2 separate regions of the Mus musculus genome follow, and region 1 is linked to region 2. Evidence: chromatin loops called from intact Hi-C (ENCODE). Cell type or tissue: gastrocnemius. All regions are shown on one strand.

Evidence for each region. Hi-C counts contacts between places; a loop is a spot of excess contacts. Peaks named below come from ENCODE experiments on the same cell type or tissue, not always from the same donor. Only the 100,000 strongest peaks of a DNase experiment are listed, where the experiment ranks them.
Region 1: it touches region 2 in a loop (8-fold over the local background); 20 of 42 quality-filtered maps call a loop at or near these places.

What each region holds. Positions count from the first base shown.
Region 1 is chr9:108,281,662-108,286,661 of GRCm38, reverse strand. No RefSeq gene overlaps it. Among named protein-coding and RNA genes, the nearest start is that of Nicn1, 6.3 kb to the left of the region's middle. In gastrocnemius, a CTCF peak has its summit at 2,049 (motif pointing right); a DNase peak (open chromatin) is centred at 2,041; H3K27ac peaks cover 829 bases.
Region 2 is chr9:108,093,715-108,098,714 of GRCm38, reverse strand. Apeh (acylpeptide hydrolase) reads left to right here and starts at 4,235. Exons shown (of 22, transcript NM_146226.2): 1 at 4,235-4,280; 2 at 4,356-4,488; 3 at 4,967-5,000. The coding sequence starts at 4,269. It overlaps Bsn (bassoon), which reads left to right. Exons shown (of 12, transcript NM_007567.2): 12 at 1-2,693. In gastrocnemius, CTCF peaks have their summits at 2,938 (motif pointing left) and 4,157; DNase peaks (open chromatin) are centred at 2,928, 3,629, 4,161 and 4,943; H3K4me3 peaks cover 2,072 bases; H3K27ac peaks cover 2,291 bases.

The sequences.
Region 1 (5,000 bases), 190 kb before region 2:
GTGTGAGTCAATTTAAAAAAAAAACACAAAAATAAGGGGTGGAGAGATGGCTCAGTGGTTAAGAGAATTGGCTGTTCTTACAGAGAACCTGGGTTCAATTTCCAGCATCTATATGGTGGCTCATGACCCTTCTGTAACTCCAATCTTGGAAGATCTGATGATAGGCATGGTGCACAGACATACATTCAGGCCCTTAAAAATAAGTAAGACAGGGGGTGGGAGCCGGGTGGTGGTGGCGAACGCCTTTAATCCCAGCACTTGGGAGACAGAGGCAGGCAGATTTCTGAGTTTGAGGCCAGCCTGGTCTACAAAGTGAGTTCCAGGACAGCCAAGGCTACACAGAGAAACCCTGTCTCAAAAAAAAAAAAAAAAAAAAAAGGGGGGGGGGGTGGGCAGTGCTCAAAGGTAGAACACTTGCTGGCATTAGGTAGACCCCAAGCGGGTTTAGTCTCCAGTACTACTAATACACAAACAAACAAACAATCAACTACATAGCTGAACTTGGCCTCTCATGTTTATGGGGATATTTCCAACAATTAAAATGAAGCTTAGACTTAGGTGGTGGTGGCCCATGCCTTTAATCCCAGTACTTGGGAGGCAGAGGCAAGAGGCTGTGAGTTCCAAGCCAGCCTGGTCTACAGAGCCCATTCTAGACAGACAGGGCTGTTACACAGAGAACCTCTGTTTCAAAAAACCCAGGCAATAAAAGATAAAAATACATAAATACATAAATCCTAGATCATAAGGGCTCAATCAGCATTTGTTAAGTGGATGGGTGGGTGGGTAGATGGATGGGTGGGTGGGTGGAGGGGTGGGTAGGTGGATGGATGGGTGGGTGGGTGGGTGGCTTACATTTTTTACTATCATTTCTTTTTTTTTTAAATAATGTTAACTTCTCTCTTTTTTCCCTTTTTTTATTGTTTTTTTTTAATTAGGTATTTTCTTCATTTACATTTCAAATGCTATCCCAAAAGTCCCCCATACCCTCCCCCCACTCCCCTACCCACCCACTCCCACTTTTTGGCCCTGGCGTTCCCCTGTACTGAGGCATATAAAGTTTGCAAGACCAAGGGGCCTCTCTTCCCAATGATGCAGATGCAGCTAGAGACACGAGCTCTGGGGGTACTGGTTAGTTCATATTGTTGTTCCACCTATAGGGTTGCAGATCCCTTTAGCTCATTGGGTGCTTTCTCTAGCTTCTTCATTGGGGGCCCCGTGTTCCATCCAATAGCTGACTGTGAGCATCCACTTCTGTGTTTGCCAGGCACCGGCATAGCCTCACAAGAGACAGCTATATCAGGGTTCTTTCAGCCAAATTTTGCTGGTGTATGCAATGGTGTCAGCATTTGGAGGCTGATTATGGGATGGATCCCCGGGTGTGGCAGTCTCTAGATGGTCCATCCTTTCATCTCAGCTCCAAACTTTGTCTCTGTAACTCCTTTCATGGGTGTTTTGTTCCCAATTCTAAGAAGGAGCAAAGTGTCAACCCTTTGGTCTTCCTTCTTCTTGAGTTTCATGTATTTTGCAGATTGTATCTTGTATCTTGGGTATTCTAAGAACTAGGAATTATAGATTATAGACATGTCTGTCTGTCCTGTCCTGTTCAGTCAATCTCCCCACCCTGAAAAATGCTAAGGAATTAAGAGAACGGCCTGTGTATGCTAGCCAGACAAAATGCCCACAAAATGTGCTATGGGATGGGAAGACATCCTCACAGTCTGGTTAGCAGCTCCTAGGAAACACTACAATACCAATCAGTTTTGGGAGAAAGATGATTTTTTTTTTTAAGTGATGGAAACTCAAAGTCAAGACCTTTTGCATGCTGGGTAAGCATGGTTCCCCTGGGCTATAGCCCCAGCTCTGCTTGCCGTGTGTGGTCAGGCAGAAAACAGGTGAGTAGAAGATCTTGTCGGGAATGTGGGTGTGAGTAGCACAACACAGCACAGCACTGACAAGTGTAGGTCTATTGGTTCGCTGAGTTCAAAATTCATTATCTATTTGTAGGATTATAGCTCGGTACCACGTATGCAGTACTCTCAGAGGACAGAAGAGGGCACCAGGTCCCTTGGAACAGGTATTATACAGGCTGTTGTGAGCCACCATGTGGTCTTCTGGAAGAGCAGTTAGTGCTAAACTGCTGAACTATCTCTTTAGCCCAGAGTTTAGGCTTTAAAAATTGTTTATTTAAATTTCTTATTTTCTTGCCAGGCAGTGGTAACACACATCTTTAATTCCAGCGCTTGGGAGGCAGAGGCAGGCAAATCTCTGTAAATTCAAGGCCAGCCTGGTCTACAGAGCAAGTTGCAGGGCAGTCAAAGCTCCACAGAGAAACACTGTCTTGAAAGGGGTGTGAGGGTGTTATTTTCTTAATTGTTTTATTTTACATGTATAATTGTTTTGCTTACATGAATGTATGTGCACCATGTATGTGCTTAAGTGTGAATGGTTGTAACCCATCATGTGGGTTCTAGGAGCTGAACCATGTTCTCTACAAGAACAGCAGGAGCTCTTAGCCACTAAGCTGTCTCTTCAGCCTCCTTAAAATTTATTTATGGGGGCTGGAGAGATGGCTCAGAGGTTAAGAGCACTGACTGCTCTTCTAGAGGTCCTGAGTTCAAATCCCAGCAGCCACATGGTGGCTCACAACCACCTGTAATGAGATCTGACTCCCTCTTCTGGAGTGTCTGAAGATAGCTACAGTGTACTTACATATAATAAATAAATAAATCTTTAAAAAAAAAAAAGACAGATAAGATGGCTCAGCAGTTAAAAGTGTATACTGCTCTTGCAGAGGACTCCAGTTCTGCTTCCAGGATCCACATTAAACATCAAACAGTCATCTATAACTCTAGCTCTAGGGGATCAAAAGCCCCCCACCCCGTGTCTGTGGGCACCTACACTCACACATGCATATCCCCAAACGAGAGGCAATATACATATACATATACAATATAATCTTTTTAAAGATTTATTTATTGAGACAATCTTCTCTACATAGGCCTGGCTGCCCTGGAATTCACTATGTAGTCTAGGCTGGCCTCAAACTAACCTGCCTTTGCTTCCCAAGTGTTAATGTTAAAGGCCACCATATCTGTCCTAAAGATTTATTTTTGAAGTCTGGAGAGATCGCTCATTGGTTTAGAGTATTGGAATTGGAATTACAGATGGTTGTGAGCTGCCATGTAGATGCTGTGTGGATGCTGGGGACCAAACCTGGGTCCCAGAAAGAGCACTCAGTGTTCATAACTTCTGACCCACCTCTCCACCCCCTATAGCATATGTTTTTATTCATTTTAAAATTTTATGGTTTTGGCCATTGTTCCTGAATGTGTGTCTCTTCATGACATGAATTCAGTGCCCTTGAAGGCCAGAAGAGGGACTAAGACTCCTGTAACGAGGGCTGGAGAGATGGCTCAGAGGTTGGGGCACTGACTGCTCTTCCGAAGGTCTTGAGTTCAAATCCCAACAACCACATGGTGGCTCATGGCCACCCATAATGAGATCTGACACTCTCTTCTGAAGACATCTACAGTGTACTTACATGTAATAATAAATAAATCTTTTTTTATTTAAAAAAAGACTCTTGTAATGGGAAGCACAGATAGTTGTGAGCCACCATGTTGGTGCTGAGACTTGAACTTAGATCCTGCCAGGCGGTGGTGGCACACGCCTTTAGTCCCAGCACTTGGGAGGCAGAGGCAGGTGGATTTCTGAGTTCGAGGCCAGCCTGGTCTACAGAGTGAGTTCCAGGACAGCCAGGGCTATACAGAGAAACCCTGTCTCGAAAAGAAGAAGAAGAAGAAGAAGAAGAAGAAGAAGAAGAAGAAGAAGAAGAAGAAGAAGACGACGACGACGACTCAGATCTTCTGGAAGAACAGCCAATGTTCCTGATTGCAGAGCCAACTCTCCAGTCGTTTGTTTGTTTGTTTCAAGACAGGATTTCTCTATATAGCTCTGTTGGTCTTGGAACTTGCTCTGGAGAACAGGCTGGCCTTGAATTCAGAGATTTGCTGGCCTCTGCCTCTGCCTCTGCCTCTGGAGTGCAGGGATTAAAGTTGTATACTACCGCTACCACCTATCCTTTTTTTTTTTTTAAGATTTATTTATTTGGGGCTGGTGAAATGGCTCAGTGGGTAAGAGCACCCGACTGCTCTTCCGAAGGTGGTCCGAAGTTCAAAATCCCAGCAACCACATGGTGGCTCACAACCACCCTTAATAGATTTATTTATTTATTATATGTAAGTACACTGTAGCTGTCTTCAGACAGCACCAGAAGAGAGCGTCAGATCTCATTACAGATGGTTGTGAGCCACCATGTGGTTGCTGGGAATTGAACTCAGGACCTCTGGGAGAGCACTCAGTGCTCTTAACCTCTGAGCCATCTCCCCAGCCCCCACTTATCTTTTAAAAAACCTTTTCAGTTTAATTAATTTACTTTACACCTGCATGCCAGAAGAGTGCATCAGATCCCTTCATTGATGATCATGAGCCACCATGTGGTTGCTGGGAATTGAGCTCAGGACCTCTGGAAGAGCAGTCAGTGCTCTTAACCTCTGAGTCGTCTCTCCAGCCTACTCTCCAGATCTTATTTTATTAAGTGTGTGTGTGCGTGTGTGTGTGTGTGTGTGTGTGTGATACATGTTTGGGGATGCATGCTACAGAGTGTGAACGGAGGTCAGAGTATTTCCTAGTTTGCAGACATGCCCACCCGCCACACTGATGGAGGCCATTCTTCAAGTGAGATTCATTCTTCCCAAGTGTGCCAAATTGACAGCCAAGGTTAGCCATCACACAGGACAACTCTGTAGTGTGGGTGTTCTCCTTCCACATTTACAAGGGTTTAGAGTCAAACACAAGTCACCAAACCTGTGTAGCCATATCACCGTTCATAGTTTTAGGGTCCCCTGATTTATTGTTTTATGTTTATGGTGTTTTGCCTGAATGTCTGTCTGTGTACCATATGCAAGATGGGTCCAAGTGGACCGGAAGACGACATTGAA
Region 2 (5,000 bases):
ACATGCCTCCCCAAAGCCCTTCCCTGGGAGGCCTCCCTTCATCTCGGGCCCAGCCACAAGTCTCATCTCTAATGTTCTATGCAATGAAATATAAACCCTCAAAGACAACTGTTAATATTTAATAAATTCCGTGTTACATATAAGGAGTTAATTGCAAACATGCAGTTGAGAAACTGGATAGCTCTATCTGCTCATACCATCACCCCAACCCAATCCTTGTCCCCACATTCTGTGTGTGTGAGAGAGAAATGGAGAGCGTGAGTGCGTGTGTGCGTGCGTGCGTGCGTGCGTGCGTGTGTGTGTGTGTGTGTGTGTGTATGCGCGTGTGCAGGTGTGCATGTGTAAATTTTAAGTCTGTGGCATGTTTGACCTGTGGCAGGACTCGCTGCTTGCCAGGTGAGTCGCCGCCTGTCTGGCACTGGAGCATGCACGGCTCGAAGCTTCTTTGCACGATTTCATTCATTTTAAATGCCCGACCTCTTGCTTGGAGTTCTTTTCGCCTCCAAACCTCTCCTTTAGGAGCGCTTCTCCCTGACTTTGGGACACGCTAGTAAAGACCTGCCAGAACTGCCTACATTTGCCAGGCCAGGGAGCAGGCAGTGAGGCCCCAGACACCTTGCAGTTTTTATCTGTGTACAATAGCAGATAAAAACAAACCTTAGACTAGACAGAGAGGGGAGCCCGCACAGGATGCATGTGTATGGACATTCTGTGGGTTTGCTGTAGGATTTCTACTTGTATATCATTTTTCCTCCTATCCCAGGCCTGAGCCAAAAGAAACTGGTCACATCTTCCCAGTGGGGTACTGCTCAAGGGCAAAGCTTGGGGCACATCTGTGGAGAGGCAGAAGCCAAGGGATCCTGGCTGTGCCCTATGATTCCCAGATCTTGACTGACTCTGCTCTATGTCTCTCCTTTGTGATGAAGAAGCTTAAAGGATTGTGAGCCAAGAGATCTATCTGGAGTGGAGCCAGGGGTCATAAGGTACCCAGAAGGAGCTGGCTATGGCTGAAAATATCATTCAGGAAAAAACTGTTCACATAAATAACAGCTTCAAACTGAGCCCAGAAGGTCTCTCAAGAGCAAAACTTACTGAAGGGTTGGTGTAACCCTCTCCACATCTGCCCCAGGACTTGCCTCCTCTGAGGCATAAGTATCACACTGTTGTCAGCATCTCCCTCACTGGCCCAGGAGTAGGGCAGACAGTACCTGCCTGACCCCTAAAGTCTGGCCTGCCTCCAGAGAGCTTTGGTGTATACCATGCATTTCTCAGGGGTTCACGTTTCTCATGCATTTTTACAAGGCTTATAAATCCTTTAGTGTGGGATCCTGTCCCACCATCGGCAGCTGTGGTTGGGACACTTCAAGCTGTGTTGGACTTAAGAGCCCGAGTTCCCGGGATTTAGCTTTCTTCACACTATGGAATATCTCAGAGATCAAACTTGGGCTATATGGGGCCATCGCTAAAAGGGCTGAAGAAGGCCCTCTTTGAGGAACTCCCAGGCCCAGGTGTGTACAGGATGTGCCCAGGGTCTAGATACCTGGGACCATGACTGTATTCCTTTCCTCTCAGAGTCAAGGGGCTAGACTAGGGGATGAGGGCAGGCAGGGTGTCCACGGGTCAGTCTCTGGCTGACCCCTAGGCTCTAAAGTATTAACTTTACAGCACATTTCTTTTCTGACATTTCTGATATCTGCTACTCTATCCCTGGCTGTGCCCACAGGACAGATCTTTGCCCTTCTGTGAATATGACTGCAGGAGTCTTCTAGGCCATAGGTATCCCTGGCCCTTATGTTGACTCTGTGTAGAGCCCAGACCTCCATTTTCTCCCCTCTTAGTGTCATAAGCAAGGGCACCCTCCTCTGCCCACGCAAGGCCTCAACACACTCACTTCATAGGGATGGTCCTCGCACCATCTTCTTCCTGTTCTTTGGGCAGGGTGAACAGTCTCAGGGCCCACACTGAAAGAACAGCCAGGGCAGCAATTCTGGTCTGTATGCTGGAGCCTCTGGGGAGTTTTCCAGGCAGGTCCTTGTCCGTGAGAGTACAGTCCTGCCCAATAGCCCTTCTCCTCCCTTGCTGTAAATAATGTGTCATCATGGACTCCATCAGGGCCGGAGGGACATATATAATCAAATGAAACTCTCTGGAGATGCCATCTCTGTCTCCCTGGGTGCCAGCACCCTGCTACCATGTGCACCGGGTGGCACTGGAGAGCCATAGAAGTCATGAGATACTGTATGTGTAAGCACATGTACATGAGTGTGTGTGTGTGTGTGTGTGTGTGTGTATGTATGTATGTATGTGTGAGTGTGTGTGTGTGTTTGTGCGTGTGTGCACGAGTCTCATTCAGCCTCTGGGGTCAAATCAATTCCTCTCAAGTGTGGTACCCTAGAGAGTGGTGGCCATCTACATTTTCTCCCTCTAGCTTCTATGTCTTGTTTTTGCTTTCCCTCCCCTCCTCCTCCCCTCTCTCTCCTTCTCTCTGTGAGGGGGGAGAGTGCTGTACAAAGTCAAACAAACAAGTTTACATTGTAAGTGCAATGACCCGAGTCCTCCACATGACCTTGTGAATTGTGTGCCGTCCTCCTGTGCTCTGTGAGAACTCGTGGTACTTCAGTGTCCCTCCCCTGTACTGTGACAAGGTATTTCTGTGGTATCAGAATAAAAGGACTTGATATAAACAACCTTCAGACAGTCTCGGGGTGATTTCTGAAGTGGGAACACTTAGCCAAACAGGTAGATGCCAACGTTTGTGACAGTATTCTCCACGATTAAAGAAAAAAATGAGAAAGAGCAAAATTTCAGAAATGTTGGCACAATTGAGGCGGAGTCAACACCAAGCCATTCAAACATGACCCTCCAGGAAGGTGCAAAGGCTTGTCCTAAGCCACCAGACAGTTTTCAGGATCCTGGTTCCCAGGAGCTAGATGGGCAAGTGCTGCCCCCTGGTGCTATCAAACAAGCTTTACATCTGCCTACCTTGTTCGAAACTCCCCCCCCCCCCCCAGTCCCCCATGGCTGAGACTTTAATCCTTAGTATAGTCAAGAATAGTTCAAGCTGGATATCATAGCCCACACATTTAATCCCAGCTCTTGGGAGACAGAGATAGGTGGGTCTCTGTGAGTTTGAGGCCAGAACTACGTAGAGAAACTAAACAAATATAAGTTAAGCAGCACTAGAAAATAAGAAACAGAGATTAAAGAGTATCAATTTTGCCTCAAGTAAGAAAGAAAGCACTCATTCAAGGGGGCCCATAGCTGGTCTAAAAGACCAGCCACTCTCAAGCTATATGGAGGAGGGGGAGATACCTACTGTTGCCCAACCACTCTTGCTCTCTGCTGTCACCTAAGTCAACCTAGTCCTGTGTCGTGTGCAGGAGACTGTCTGCCTAGGCTCTTCTTTCCACAGCACGCTCGCTGCTCTTAGGTGAAGTCTGACCCTCCACATCGGCCCTTGGAGTAGGTTGAGACCCAGTCGGCTCACGATCCGCAGCAAGGAGCTTCTGAGAAGGGCGGGTTAAGGCTGTGGCAACAGATAGCTTTAGGGGCAAGTCTGGTGATTGATAAGCCAGGGTAGCACCCAGAGAGTTCAGCACCGCCCTTTGCCCGGCGCCCCAGGGCTCCACCCGGGAACCTAAGTTTCCCACTCCTAATCGCCTGGCTTGCAGTAGATGGGGAGAGCGCTGAAAGAGATCCCTGCGACTGAGGCGCCCCGCAACATTCCGCTTTCACAGACCCGCTAGTCTCTGTATTCGGTTCCCACCCGTCCCCGCCCCCGCCCCCGCCCCCTCATCCTTAAGGATCATTAGTGTTCCTCCGAAGCCCCACCCTTCGAACGCTCAGGGCTTTCTCTCTGATCCCGCAGCTTTCAGCTCACAGTCGGCTGGAGTCCAATCCTACTTCCTTCACTCCTCCCAGACCTGCCCTGTCTCTGAACACCGGCTCTGTATTCTGCTGCTATACGTCCGCCCTCACTCCTCGGAGCCTCCCCTCTCTAAAAATCCCAGGACTCGACTCCCTGATTCTGCCTCCCACTTGCCTAGTCTTCGACTGAATTTTTGTTTCCCGCTCCTCCCCTCCGGGCGGCTCCTTCGTAGGCCCCGCCTTCTTACTATCCAGGCCCCGCCCCCTGCCGACTGGCCGGAGCTTATACAGGGCCCTGCGGGTCCCAGGTCGCCACTGAGTGTAGCGGAAACTGGGGACCGCCTTAGGCCCCGCCCCCGGAGCTTCACTTCCGGGACTTAGCTGCTACCGAAAGACCGACTATGGAGCGTCAGGTGAGGGCTCGGCCCGTGGCCCCCGTGGCCTCCGTAGCCCGGGCTGAGCCTGACCCTGGTGTGTCCCCTGCGCAGGTGCTGCTGAGTGAGCCCCAGGAGGCGGCAGCGCTGTACCGGGGCCTTAGCCGCCAGCCTTCGCTGAGCGCCGCCTGCCTGGGCCCGGAGGTCACCACGCAGTATGGGGGCCTCTATCGGACTGTGCACACTGGTGTGTAGACCGAGGGAACTGGGTGGCGACGGGCCGTGCATCCAGGTGGAGAGATGGGGACTGTGGAGGGCACGCTGCTTGACACGGGTTTGGGGAGGAAACCCAACTGTAGTTCCTGCGCACAGGTGTTTTGGGGGCTGCACTAGCCTTACTGATAAATAATTCCGTAAATGAGTTGAAGGTGTGGGAGTAAAATTCAGACCTGAGTGCAAGGTGTGGGCCTCGCAGGACTCTCCGGCCCTTACATTCTACAACCCAACAACAGCTATGTTGCCCTTAAAATTCTGTGGTTGGTAGTGGGTTCTCTCTGACCGTCAGCTCAGGCTCTGGGAGCCTAGGCTTAGGTTATATTAAGTGAAGTGTTGTCCAGGCTATACTCAGGCTGTCCGGAGACAGACTGGGAAAGATAGGCCTTGATTGGTGGGCAGTGGTCCAAACTGGCCCAGACAAGTTGAGCAGCCCCCTGCCTCCCTTGCAGAGTGGACTCAGAGGGACTTGGATCGAATGGAGAA